2 separate regions of the Mus musculus genome follow, and region 1 is linked to region 2. A link is a contact called in ENCODE Hi-C or POLR2A ChIA-PET data. All regions are on one chromosome and are shown on one strand. Each heading gives the region's core, a stretch centred on a gene start or an enhancer-like site at or near the end of the contact. The rest is flanking DNA. Distances are from core to core; before and after follow the strand shown.

The links. Hi-C counts contacts between places; a loop is a spot of excess contacts on that map. ChIA-PET counts read pairs that join two places held with the same protein, here RNA polymerase II (POLR2A).
Region 1: a map of left cerebral cortex shows a loop between it and region 2 (2.0-fold over the local background). The contact joins the promoter of 1700040D17Rik here to the promoter of Rorc in region 2. A Hi-C loop is called at or near these places in 8 of 37 maps with a recorded cell type or tissue (CH12.LX, T-helper 2 cell, adrenal gland and 1 more). POLR2A ChIA-PET finds 5 or more read pairs at or near these places in 2 of 5 experiments (Patski and embryonic stem cell).

Annotation. Positions count from the first base shown.
Region 1 is chr3:94,408,578-94,415,218 of GRCm38, reverse strand. It overlaps 1700040D17Rik (RIKEN cDNA 1700040D17 gene), which reads left to right and starts at 2,264. Exons shown (of 2, transcript NR_152121.1): 1 at 2,264-2,525; 2 at 5,053-5,830. Tdrkh (tudor and KH domain containing protein) reads right to left here and starts at 1,975. Exons shown (of 14, transcript NM_001357711.1): 1 at 1,857-1,975.
Region 2 is chr3:94,367,844-94,374,061 of GRCm38, reverse strand. It overlaps Rorc (RAR-related orphan receptor gamma), which reads right to left and starts at 1,268. Exons shown (of 11, transcript NM_011281.3): 1 at 1,131-1,268. The coding sequence starts at 1,170. It overlaps Gm38411 (a long non-coding RNA gene), which reads left to right and starts at 3,039. Exons shown (of 3, transcript XR_867461.1): 1 at 3,039-4,233; 2 at 5,214-6,218.

The DNA of each region.
Region 1 (6,641 bases), core at 1,015-3,514, 40 kb before region 2:
AGCACTAGTTTTTCAGTTTTGAAACTATCAGAATCATAGTTAAGAATATCTGATATTTTTCTGAATCTGCATCCAAATTTCCTAAATCCTGACTTTCACAGTGTCCCAAACTTACATTCTCAGCACATGTCAGGCTGCTTTTTAATCACATTTATTTATGTCCATGCAAGTAAGTGTCCTGGCATGAATACAGAGGTTGGAGGACATTTGGGAATCAGTTGTCTTGACAACTGTGTGTCAAGACAGAAGTGTGATGGTCAGTGGACAGTTCTGTGGAGTTGGTTCTCTCTTAGTCTCAATCGTCATTTTTGATGATTGACTTCATCAAGTTTCCCTTTGTTGCATTAACCATCTTATTGGCCCCTGTAATTCTTGATTAATGACTCTGTCTGTTATGAGAATGAACTGAAAGTAGTAGTAACAGACCAATAGATATCTAGTGCATGTATCCATAATAGAAAAACCAGAGCATGAATTGGTAGTACAAATACTGAAGACCTAGCAATTGATTTATGGTAAGGTAGAGGGCAAAGTAAAGGAGTTAGTTATAAAGTTTCTGAATGGGACACCTGGTAGATGGTATGCCAGAAAACACTGATTTTTGTGGACGGAGTATATGTCACAGGGTAAATGCCTGTGACGAGGACAGGTTTGCTGGGTGATATCCATTTGAACCAACAGGCAAATCTAACCAGATATTACAAGTAAATTTGTGCTAAGTGTGTTACTAAGGGATAATATCATAAGGGATAGGCTAGTGAACTCAAATCAGGCAAACCAACCAGGATTTTACTTAAAACACCAAAGCGGTCTGAGCCTGGTGTGACAACACATGCATATAACCCCAACAGAGAGGAGGTGGAGACAGAAAGAACTAGAGCCTAAATTCATTCATAACAAGTACAAGGCCACTGTGGGTGACATGAAATCCTGTTTGGGAGTGGTGATGGTAAGGAAGCCAGGTGTCCAATCTCCCAAATACCAGTACCTGAAAGGTGGAGGTAGAAGGATCAGCAGTTTAAGGATGGCTACAGGACAAGTTCTTGACCAGTCTGGGTTAACTACAAGAGATGTCTCAAAAACCAACCAATCAGCTGGAGAGATGGCTAAGCGGTTAAGAGCACTGACTGCTCTACCAGAGGTTCTGAGTTCAACTCCCAGCAACCACATGGTGGCTCACAACCATCTGTAATGGGATCTGACGCCCTCTTCTGGTGTGTCTGAAGACAGCAGCGATGCACTCACATATATAAAATATATAAACCTTAAAAAAACAAAAACAAAAACAAAAACCAACCAACCAACCAACAGGCAAATCTAACCAGATATTACAAGTAAATTTGAGAAAGGAAGATTGATAGACAATCAATCCAATCTAGAGCGTTCTGGTGCTGGCCTGTACTGTACTTCCACCACTTCAGAGGCAAGGGCTGGAGGATTTTGAGTTCAAAACCAGCTGACTGTCACAGGCTCCGCCACTAAAAGAAAACAAAACACCTTGCAACAAAACACCCTGCAGCTACAAACAGTCACTGGACTAAGTTGAGGAAGGTAAAAGGCAAATTAATAAAAGGTCCCTCGTTTCAAAGAGAGCCGGCTTAGGAGTGCTGAGTTGTGGTGAACGTCCTATCAATCCTGGGGGCCTAGCTCCCCGGCCCAGAGCCCCTGATCTGAGTCTGGTTATTAGCTCCCAGCACAGCTGCCCCACGCGGTGATCCGCGAGGGCCTCACTCCTAGCCCCCAAGTGTCCCACGCCTCCCGACCCTCAGTCCCGCGCTTCGGTCTTCCAATTGCCAGGGTCCCTACCGCTCTGCTTCTCCCACACCCCAAACTTCCCTCTCGCGCCCTGCCTTTACCGCTCCTCCAGAGTTGCGCGCTCTGCGCTTCGCCTCGCACCTCACCCCCGCCGCCGCCGCCCTGTCGCTCCCTCAGCGCAGCCGCCTAGCGGGTCGCTTTTCAGCAGCCGCTTGTTCCGCCCCCGCAGCGCATCCTCACCAATCAACGCTCACTTTGAAGTCTGACCAATCGCGCTCCTCCGCCGCAGCCAATCCTTCTGCGGACTGCCGTGAGCGACGTGGCTGGTGCGCGCTCAAGTCCAATTACCCGGATGAAAATCCAAGCCCGCCCACGTCCACAGCCAGTTAGAGCCCGGGGAAGCCGATGCTTTTAATGGAGCTCGCACCTGCTGAGAATTAAACAGCCAATTAGAGGCTTCTGGAGTCCTCGGTCCTCCTCTAGGAGGTTGTGCTGCTTTAAGCCGCGAGGGACTTTGGCGCTCCGAGGGTCGGGGGATTGGGTCACTCGTGGGTGTCCCGAGGCCTACGGAGTCATTCCGCGGCCAGCGGCCTTGGGGGAAGCCACCTCCTGATTGCGGCGCCACTTTATCTGTTAAGAATTTCTGCCTGGATGGACCCCCTACCCCCATCTTAGCCAGGGGACAGGAAAGCAACTATGTTAAAGGAGTGAAATGGGGGCGGGCGCTGCACACGCCACGTGGACCGAAAGTCACCGTGGCCACCACCTGGGTAAGGCAGCTATGGGAGGAGCGCGCCAGCAGGGGCCCCCTGCCTTGCCCCGGGGCCGTGGACCTGTGGAAGGGGGAGGATTTGGCAGGCAGCGGTTTGCTTGAAAAACTGAATTCCAGCCGCCGTCTGGGTCGTTCCCGAACCGTTAGGAACGGTTGGCCCTGCTACCACCTTCACTTTGAGGCGAGGGCACAGTCGCTCCGAGTCTCCAGGAGATGTTTTGTGCTGGCACATGATGAATACTCATTAAACATTTGTTGAGTGAACATAGCTAGCATTGTGTCTGACCCAGATGTCTTTGGGTCAATTTCCTATTATTATTATTATTACCACTACTACTGTTATATGTTGCTATGTTGTCCAGGCTGTTCTCAAATTTTGTTCCCTTAGGCTCTTGAGTAGCTGGGCTTGCAAACATGCTCGCCTTCTAGTCATCCAAAATATATATTTGGGTAAATAATACATGCACTTTCAAGAAGATTCACAAGTAACAAAAGGTTATTGAAGAAAATGTCCCTTCAGAGGCAACCAGTACAACCAGTTTCTTGGGAAATTTTTCATCCCACACTTAAAATACACGTAAATGTATTTTTGCACAGCTGAAAACATGCTATAGATATAATTTTATAACTTCCTTTTTATATATGTTAGTGTTTCAAAGCAACTACCTTTCTGACTCTTAGTTAAATCTCAAGATATGACAGGGATATAGAAGATGTATTTAACCAGAACTTTTAACATGTTTACTTTTAAGCATACTTCACTTTGCACTTTAATTTTTTTTTTTTTTTACTTATAAGACACAGTATCTCTATATAGTCGTGGATGGCTTGGAACTCTTTGGGTGGACCAGTTTTGTTTTGTTGTTTTGAGACAGGGTCTCTCTTTGTAGATGAGGCTGGAATCAAACTTAGAGATGCACCTGGGCATGTATCACCATGCTCAGATTAATTTTGCTTTTAAATGACTATCCCCATGGTAACTACTTAACGAATACAAACATTAGCTCAAAGAATTGTGCCTTGTTATTTCATTTGAATGTACACAGCTTTGCAAAGATTTTCCCACAAACATTTTTTCCAGTTTTTATTCAGTTAACAATATTTGAAAAGGCTTTGATTTAGTATTGCCAGATTGCCTTCCACAGAAGTTTAAAAAGTTTTGCACCTACCAGGCATGCATGAAAAGGACCTGTATGATAGCATACTGACACCATATGTTGTCACACAGCCTGATTTTTTTTTTTTGGACAACCCAATAATAGAAATTAACATGTTATTGCAACTTTGATTTTCATTTCATTTATTGTAAGTAAGGCTGCATGTAATGTGTTTAAGTTGTACTTTATGCAAGTTGTTTACATGCTTTGTTAATATTTTACTACTTACTAAATCCTAATAGTTATTCATTGTACATATGTTAGAAGTAAGCACTTCCCTCTCTTTCAAGTTTACTCTGTTTTCCATTTTTATTTAAATCTTATTTTTATGAGTATTTTGCCCGCATGCATATATGTGCACCATGTGTGTGCCTGGTGCCTACAGAGGCTTGGATCCACTGGAACTGGAGTGACAAGTGGTTGTGAGCTGTCATGTGAGTGCTGGGAACTGAACCAGAGTCCTCTAGAGAATAGTAGCCAGTGTCTTAACTGGTAAGCAATCTTTCCAGCCTCTATTCTATGTAATTTCAAACTTTGTTTATGGTTTTGCTGTACAAGAGCATTGTGTGTGTGTGTGTGTGTGTGTGAAGCTAGAGATCAAACATTGAACACAGACACCTTCCTCAATCATTTTCCACCTTAAAAACAAGCAAACCAGCCAACTAACCAACCAGGCTGGTAAATAATGGTGCACACCTTTGATCACAACATTCAGACGGCAGAGGTAGGTAATCTTTGAATTCGAGGCTAGCCTGGTCTACAGAGTGAGTTCTATACAGCCAGGGCAACAAGGAGAAATCCTGTCTCAGAAAGCAAAACAACAACAACAAAAGCAAAACATAATACCAGACAGAGTCTCTCACTGAACCTGGAACTAGTGTTTAGGCTAGGCTAGCTGGCCAGTGAGCTGCAAAGACCAGCCTCATCCTTCACTCCCGAGACATTGCCTCAGGCTTTTTATGTGAGTGCACCAATCCCAACTTAGGTCTTCACGTTTACAGAGCAGGCCTTTAACTGGCTGAACCACCTTCACAGCTCCAGTAATTTTTATGTAGTTGAATTTATCAACATTTTTTAAAAATAACTTTTGGGGTTCATATCATTTAGAAAAGTCTTTCATTACTAAAAATTATTTTTAAAACCCTTGTTTTTCTTAAAAAAGACATTTTGTATTTTTGAACATATAAATTTTTGACTCTTCTGGAATTTATTATGGCATAAAGATGTGAGACAGATGTACAACTTTGTTTTACCCAACTTTTCATATGTTCTATATTTTTGAATACCACCTTTATACTATTCAAATTCTTACCTATCTTTGAGTCTATTTTATTTCATGGACAAATATTTTATCTTCATGTCTATCAGCATACTATGTGTAATCCTGGTGTGTGAAGAGACCAGAAGAAGGTGCTGGATTCCCAGGAACTGGAGTTACAGAAGGTTGTGAGCCACCATGAGGATGCTAGGAATCAAACCCAGGTCCTCTGCAAGAGATAGCAAGTGCTTTTGACAGCTGAGCCACCTCTCCAGCCCTCTCTTTAAGCCTAGTTTGCTCCAATGATCTATTCATATTCTAATGCCACTAATACATGCTATAAAAAATAATTCATAGTACATGTACAAATGATAAATGCACAGTTTGTTGGTTTGTGATGGGCTCTTTGCTCTGTAGCACAGGCTGGCTCGGAAGTCACTCTAGGCAATCCTCCTGCCTTACCCTCAAGAGTTCTGGAACTACAAGTAGGAGTTGCCATATGCCATTTTATATATACATATTTTTTTTCCAAAAATGGGTTATCTTTTGTAACCAGCACCAAATCAAGAAGAAATATTACCTATGTCCGAGAAGCCACCCATGAGCCCTTTCCTGCCAGCACTCTCCTCAAGAGGGAATCGCAGAATATGTACTCTCTTGTGTCTAGCTTCCTTTGTTTGAATTACTTAAGCAAGAGTCGGGCTTAATGTATATAAAGCTTGCCTATTTATTATTATTACTGTGTCCTAGTACATTGTGAAAATTGTCCATAATTTGCTTTTCTGTTTTATTGCTAATGTTATTTTTTATTGGAATTACATATTTTTAGATTAAAGAAACATTGCTGTATTTGTATAATCTTCCCATAAATTTATGTCTTGGATGTCCCGCTGTTGTGTTTTACAGTTTTCATCATATAGAACTTACATGTATCTTAAGATTATTCATAGATATTTGAATGCCTTGATTAGTATAGAGATTTAAAGATATTTTATTTTCATGTGTATATGGATAGGTTCATATGAATCCGGATAAATTCAGGTTCTTTGCAAGTGCAGCAAACACTCTTAATTGGGGAGCTGTCTCTAGTTTACCCTTTAAACATTTTATTTGTTTTTAATTAGTTTATTTGTTGTGAGGTTGTGCATGAGTGTATGATGTGAGTATGGCAGTCAGAAAGTGTGTTTGTGTGTGTGTATGCTTTCTTGAGTGCATTGTGGTACATGTGTAACAGACACAGAACAACTCGTGAGAGTTCGCTCTTCCTTCCACCAAATAGGTCGAGAGGCTTGGTGGCAATCATCATCACCTACTAAGTCATCTTGTTAGCCACTATAGCTATTTTTGTTTAATGCTAGAAGGTAGAATATTTAAATCCAAGGAATAATGTCCAGTATTGTTATAAAGGGCACATGATTAAAGGTCCATCATCTTCCAGGTCCAGTATGGGAGAGGGCAGACCAAGAAATGAAATGGAAGTTCAGAGTAGGAATTAAAAACTGAAATTTTAAGCCACAGGGACATATTTTAAAATTTAATTGTGCATGAGTGCATGTGTGTGTGTCTATGTGTGTGCATGAGTGTGTGTGTGTGCATGAGTGTGTTTGTGTGTGTATCTATGTGTGTGCATGAGTGTATGTGTATGTGTGTGTATCTATGTGTGTGCATGAGTGTATGTATGTGTATCTGTGTGTGCATG
Region 2 (6,218 bases), core at 19-2,518:
AGTCTTCTGTTCCAGAAAGCCCATTAGCCCTGTCTGTAATGTCCCTAACCTTTGATTCCTTTCTGTTACTTTTTGCCTTCTGCTGTCCAAGCCTGGCACACATGTCCTGTCCCTCCTTCACTGTCCCTCTGCCAGGAGATGCACTCTGCAGCCAGGCTTCCTGCATTTCATTGCCGTGATAGTAAATGGGGCCTGGTAGCCTGTTCCCCGGGTGGGGGAGGGGAAGGTCTGCCCAGAGAGGGTGTGGCTTCATGCCATGCCCACCTCCCTGCTAATCCTGTCTGGCCCTACTCAGTTTCCTCCCTGACGTGGCACCCTTGTCCAGCCTCCAACTTTGCAATTCAGAGCAGTCTTGCATGGGGACACTCCCCTTGTTGGCCCCCACTCCCACTCCCACCCCGGAGCCTTTCTCTAGTGGCCCTAGAAGCTGGCACTTCTGTCGTTCACTCTCTCTAGGTTCCCAGCTGACAAGCATGGGAGGGAGGGAGGGGATGTCCTGTTCTGAAGGGCTCCCTCCTCACTCCATCGGGGGACTGTTCCCCAGTTCCTTTCTGTGCTCCACAGGTGCCTCACACAGCAAAGATAAAACTCCGTGCTCGGACCAGCTTGAAGGAAAGCGTGGGACTGCTGGGCTAGAGCAGCTGGCATGGTGCAACTGCATCTTCTCTCCCAGGTCCCCCACCCCCAGCCCCTGCGCCAGAACGGCAGCCACTTGTGAATGAATAGGAAGGCGGAGAGTCACCCTTCCAGCCGCTGCTGCCCAGGGTTCTGTGGCAGGCAGGGAGGGGCCTGCTCACACCTGGGAGCCAGCCCCATTCCCATCCTCTCGATCAAGCCTCCCTAACACAGCTCCTCCCTCCTGCCCCCACTCCAACCTGTCTCTTCCTTCTTGCCCTCCCCGTCTTCCCAGGTCTCCTGCTGTTACCCTAGGCCCTCTTCCTGTCCCCCCCCTACAGTTATGTAAAGACTCGGTCCTACCTCACCGCTTTGCTCTGTCTGCCAGTCCATCTCCCCTCTGCTCACCTCTCTTCTCCCCAGTTCTTTCTTTCCCAGTCTCTTCGCCTCCCTCCCCTCCTCTGAGCCCCCTGACAGTCCCTTCCACCTGCCTGCAGGGCTTTAGGGTCTCTTACCCCGAGATGTCCGGTGGTGTCTCTGTGGGGCCCTGTCCATGGGGTAGCTCCCTTGGTGCCGTCCTTGCTGCCCTGGCTGCCCAGGAGGGCAGGGAGCAGGGCCCAAGGGAGGGAGGAGGGAAGAGGGAGGGAGCACCTGGCCCGTCAGCAGGCAGGGGAAAGGAGTGGCTGGCAGAGTGTCCTGGCACAGGAGGGGACTCAGGGAGAGAGCAGTGGACCAGTGTCTGGAGTCTTGAGGAAAAACAGGTGAAAGGGAGCTAGTACTTATTAATTACCTACTGTATGCTGAGTTTTTGCCAGGCCTTGTAGGTAAATCAGAATTTTTTTGTTTGTTTTTTGGAATCCCACATGATAACCCCCTACAGGCACGAGTGATTATTCATAATCATGAACCAATTGCTGCCCAGAATAGAAAAGACTTGCCAGGAATTCACAAGGGCAATTCGTGATTGAGTTGAGATTTGAACCTGGTCTCTGTAACTTTTTTAGGACAGGTGACAGAATAGCAAGAAAGGGAGGCAGGAAGAGTGAAGAGAAAAGACAGCCTCTGTGTGTGTGTGTGTGTGTGTGTGTGTGCACTCTGATCTCCAGGATGGGATCAGATATACTTCCCTGCAGCTTGGGTTCCCCCAGCACATGTCTTGCTTTGCCTCTCTCTAACTCCATGCTGCCCACCTCTGGATTTTCCAGGCTTCTAGATGCTTCCCATACTTCTGGTGTGGTGGGGGGAGGTGTGGAGGAGGAAGAGCAAATTGAGAGGTGAGGGGTGTTGGAGGGAGAGCAGAAGAGAGCAACTGCACTGGACCAACAAGTTGAGAGGAGGGAATCCTCCCCCCTCCTCCCGGTTCTCCCTTCCCCCTCCCCCACGACCCCGTAATTCTGTTCACATAAAGGCCTGCACTGGAGTCTGAGAAGGACCAAGAGCCAAGACTTCTGTGAATATTGGATGCCTCAGTTCGGCATGTCCTCTGCCCAGAGTTTGATTAGCTGTGCCTGGCTTTCCTGCTTACCCAACAACCGCTGGCTAGGGGCCAGGCTGGGAGCAGGAGGCTCCCAACCCCTCCTCCTGCTTTCTCCAGCTGGTAAACAGCAGGGCAGGAGCCGGCCACGCCAGGGCCTCGTGACTCGCCCACTCCCTCCACCTGGTGCACGTGGCACCTGGCGTGGAGAGGGCAGGCAGCTGTCCCTTCGCTCCCAGCATTCCATTCTCCACCGTTGGCCCTCCGTGGAGCTTCACACTGTGCAACCAGTAGCACCCAGTGCTCTAGGGAGCTGAGTCTCCTAAGAGTCAGAGACAAAGATTAGGAGGAATAGCCGTTCTTAGCCCCAGGGAGACTGAAAAGTGTAGGGGTGTAGGGTGACTTTTGAGGGCCTTTGAGGCTTTGACTAGTCCTAAGTCCTTTATATGTATACATATATGTGTGTGTCTGTATAGGTGGGTGTGTGTACACGTGTGAGTGTGCATGTCTGTGGAGGATAGAGATTAAAATTTGATGTCTGCCTCAATTACCTTTTACCTTTTTGTTTTGTTTTGTTTTGTTTTGTTTTTTTGAGACAGGGTCTCCCATGGAACGGAGAACTCGCCATCTTGGTTAGCCAGATTGGCAAGTGATTTCTAGGGTTTCTACGACCCCATTGTTGAGACTACAAGTACCTACCTACCTATCTACCACTGTACCCATTTTGTGATGTGGGTTCTGGGGGATTAAACCTTGACCCTTGGGTAGGAGAGATGGCTCAGTGGTTAAGAGCACTGACTGCTCTTCCAGAGGTCCTGAGTTCAATTCCCAGCAACCACATGGTGGCTCACAACCATCTGTAATGGGATCTGATGCCCTCTTCTGGTGTGTCTGAAGAGAGTGATAGTGTGCTCATATACATAAAATAAATAAATCTTAAAAAACAAAAACCAAAAAACCAAAAAACCCCCCAAAACCCTTGACCCCAGTGTGTTTGTGGCAGTACTCCACTGACTAGGTCATCTCTGACTTCACGGTCTTTGGTGGTAAACAGGCCCATGTATACTGTTCTTCTCAAAACACAATGCCAATCTGGAGAGCTTTGAAAAGAGGCAAAGTGATGGCACCCCTACCTAGGAACAGAGTCAGAAAGAGGCTTCTGGAAAGGTTAGGGCACTCAAAGGATGGGGACCTTAATGGCCTGCCTCTATCCCAGAGCTATCCCCTCCTGCTCTTCTGTGCTCCTATCTGCCCATCACTGCTCAGTTTTCTGTGCCTCACCAGCTCGCTTTCATCTCCCTTAGTTATTGTTCTTCTTTCTTCTTTTCACTTATCTTTTTTTAATAGTATGGGTGTTTTGCCTGCATGTTTATTTGTGCACCATTTGTGTGTTTGGTTCACTATGCAGGAAAGAAAAAGATATCAGGTGCCCTGGAACTGGAGTCATACATGACTGTGAGCCACTGTGTGGATGCTGGGAATTGAACCTGGGTTCTTCTGGAAGAGCAGCCTGTGCTCTTAACTGCTGAACCCCGCCCCTCCTCTCATTTTCCTAGGGTGACCTCCAACTCACAACATTGCCTTGGGTGTGCTGGGGTTACAGACCTGCATCGCTGACCAGGTCCTTTTCTCTTGGTGATTATGGGTCTTAAGACCTTCCAGATGACCCCTCCCTCAAGCTAGAGGCACAGGGTGGAGGCCCCTAGGGATGCTTTCAGATGCCACACAGTATGGCAGTGGCAGACACTGCCTGGCACTGTCAGAATGACTGTGAGGGCTCAGGAAGCGACCGGGTCCTGGCTTGAGAGTGGCTTTCTTCTAAGCTACTCTTTCATTTCAGCATTCGAGACCTTCATTCCTACGTGTTGCTAAGATGATCTCACTCAGTAGTCCAAGATGGCCTTGAACATTCATGGCTATCCAGTTCCTTCAGCCTTCTGAGGGCTGGGATTACAGGCATCATCCTACCCAGCTTTTGGCCCTGCCTCCAGCATGGGGGGGTGGGTGATTAGGGTGGGGTTCCCTATTCAGACTGATACTGCCACCAGAGAGTTCTCTGTGCTTCCAGCTATCAGGAGATCACGCCCACAGGAGGAACTGTTCCAACAGCTTCAACTATTTGTTCCTCCCACAGTGGCCATAGGGTGAGTGTACAGCTGTCATCCAGTGTGACCTTGGGATTTACCGGGCTGGTAAAGCTCAGAGTAGGTTGTGGTGATTATGCCCCCTGGGTGTTCTTGCCTGACCCCCACCCCCACCCCCAGCTCCCCACCCCTGGCTTGCTGTAACCAAGGCTCTTTTCTGTAGGAACAGTGCTTTCTAAAGCAGAGCAGGGGCTATTTCCTCCTCAAATACATTCTTTTTTTTCTTTTTTTTTTTATTAGGTATTTTCCTCGTTTACATTTTCAATGCTATCCCAAAGGTCCCCCATACCCACCCCCCCCAATCCCCTACCCACCCACTCCCCCTTTTTGGCCCTGGCGTTCCCCTGTACTGGGGCACATAAAGTTTGCAAGTCCAATGGGCCTCTCTTTGCAGTGATGGCCAACTAGGCCATCTTTTGATACATATGCAGCTAAAGACAAGAGCTCCCGGGTACTGGTTAGTTCATATTGTTATTCCACCTATAGGGTTGCAGTTCCCTTTAGCTCCTTGGGTAATTTCTCTAGCTCCTCCATTGGGGGCCGTGTGACCCATCCAATAGCTGACTGTGATCATCCACTTCTACAAAACACCCATAGAAGGAGTTACAGAGACAAAATTTGGAGCTGTGACGAAAGGATGGACCATCTAGTGATTGCCATATGCAGGGATCCATCCCATAATCAGCTTCCAAATGCTGACACCATTGCATACACTAGCAAGATTTTGCTGAAAGGACCCAGATATAGCTCTCTCTTGTGAGACTATGCCGGGCCTAGCAAACTCAAATACATTCTTATGCAAGGAAGAGGCTGATAGGGATCAGAGAATCACTCTACCCCACGTGCCCAGTCCTCTTATCAGGCCCAGGAATCTCAAAGCAGGGGGCAAACAACCTGGAGGTGGGTGGTGGCGGCGGCTTGGAAATGGGGAGCAGTCACCAACTCTTCTTTCCCTTCCTCCCCACCCCTTAAAACCGCAGAAACCACTTAAAGCTCAGCACAGTCCTGTCCTTCCAGGGAGGACCCAAGGCAGCAGGTAAAAAGGAAACCTCTGGGGTTTGGGCAGCATGCAGAGGCTGGCTTGGCCCAGAGGGCGCCATCTTTCACTGGAGCCTCTCTACTGCAGTGCAGTAGAGACTACCTTTCTTTGAGCTTCAGGCTTACGGAGACTTCAACTCCCCAGAATGACTTGGGGAGTGGATGAAATCTTGGCCATTAAAAAAAAAAAAGACATTGCAAGCTCTTTGGCACATCCGTGGTTTCTGCATCCCCGTTGGTACCTATGTAGAGCCCCAGTATGGAGGAGTAGCGGGAAAGATGGACTTTAGCCCTACCCTGGAACTGCTTATAGCTCTCATTTCCCAATTAACACTGAGGTGGGACTGGAGGTGGGAGGATTGAAAATCAGGAGTGGAGGGCTGGAGATGGAGCCCGAGATTCAACCTACAGCACCTCATAACGTGACACGGTGGCAGGGCTTTACTGTATGTCTAGCCTTGGAAGGTAGAGGCTGGAAGAGCAGGAGGAGTTCACTGCCATCCTCAGCTGGGTAGGGAGTTTGAGGCTAGCCTGGGCTACATTAGAGTATGCCTCAAAAACAATTACGAGGAACAAAATTGGGAGGTCTGGTTTGGGGGACAAGGAAGACTTTAACAGTGTGGTTTGCTGGGTGTCACCCATGCGCCCTGAATCCTGTCACAGCTAAAAAGGGGGAGAACCATGGTGCTGACCTGCGTTGGTGGCAGTACTGTGCTAATGGCGGTACTTAGAGGCCTCAGCTCCTTGCACACAGGATGGGTTCTTAGGCTTCATTTGCTCCCATGGTATGTATCTGAGACTGGGGGACTCGGTGTACCTGTCTGAGCCCCGGGGGCTGGGAATGTGACAGAACATTTTTTTTGGGGGGAGGTGTTTTCTATCTCATAGACTCCCCAAATTCCTGGGCTGGGTTGTGGCAGAGGATGTTGGTATAGAGTCGCTGTTAG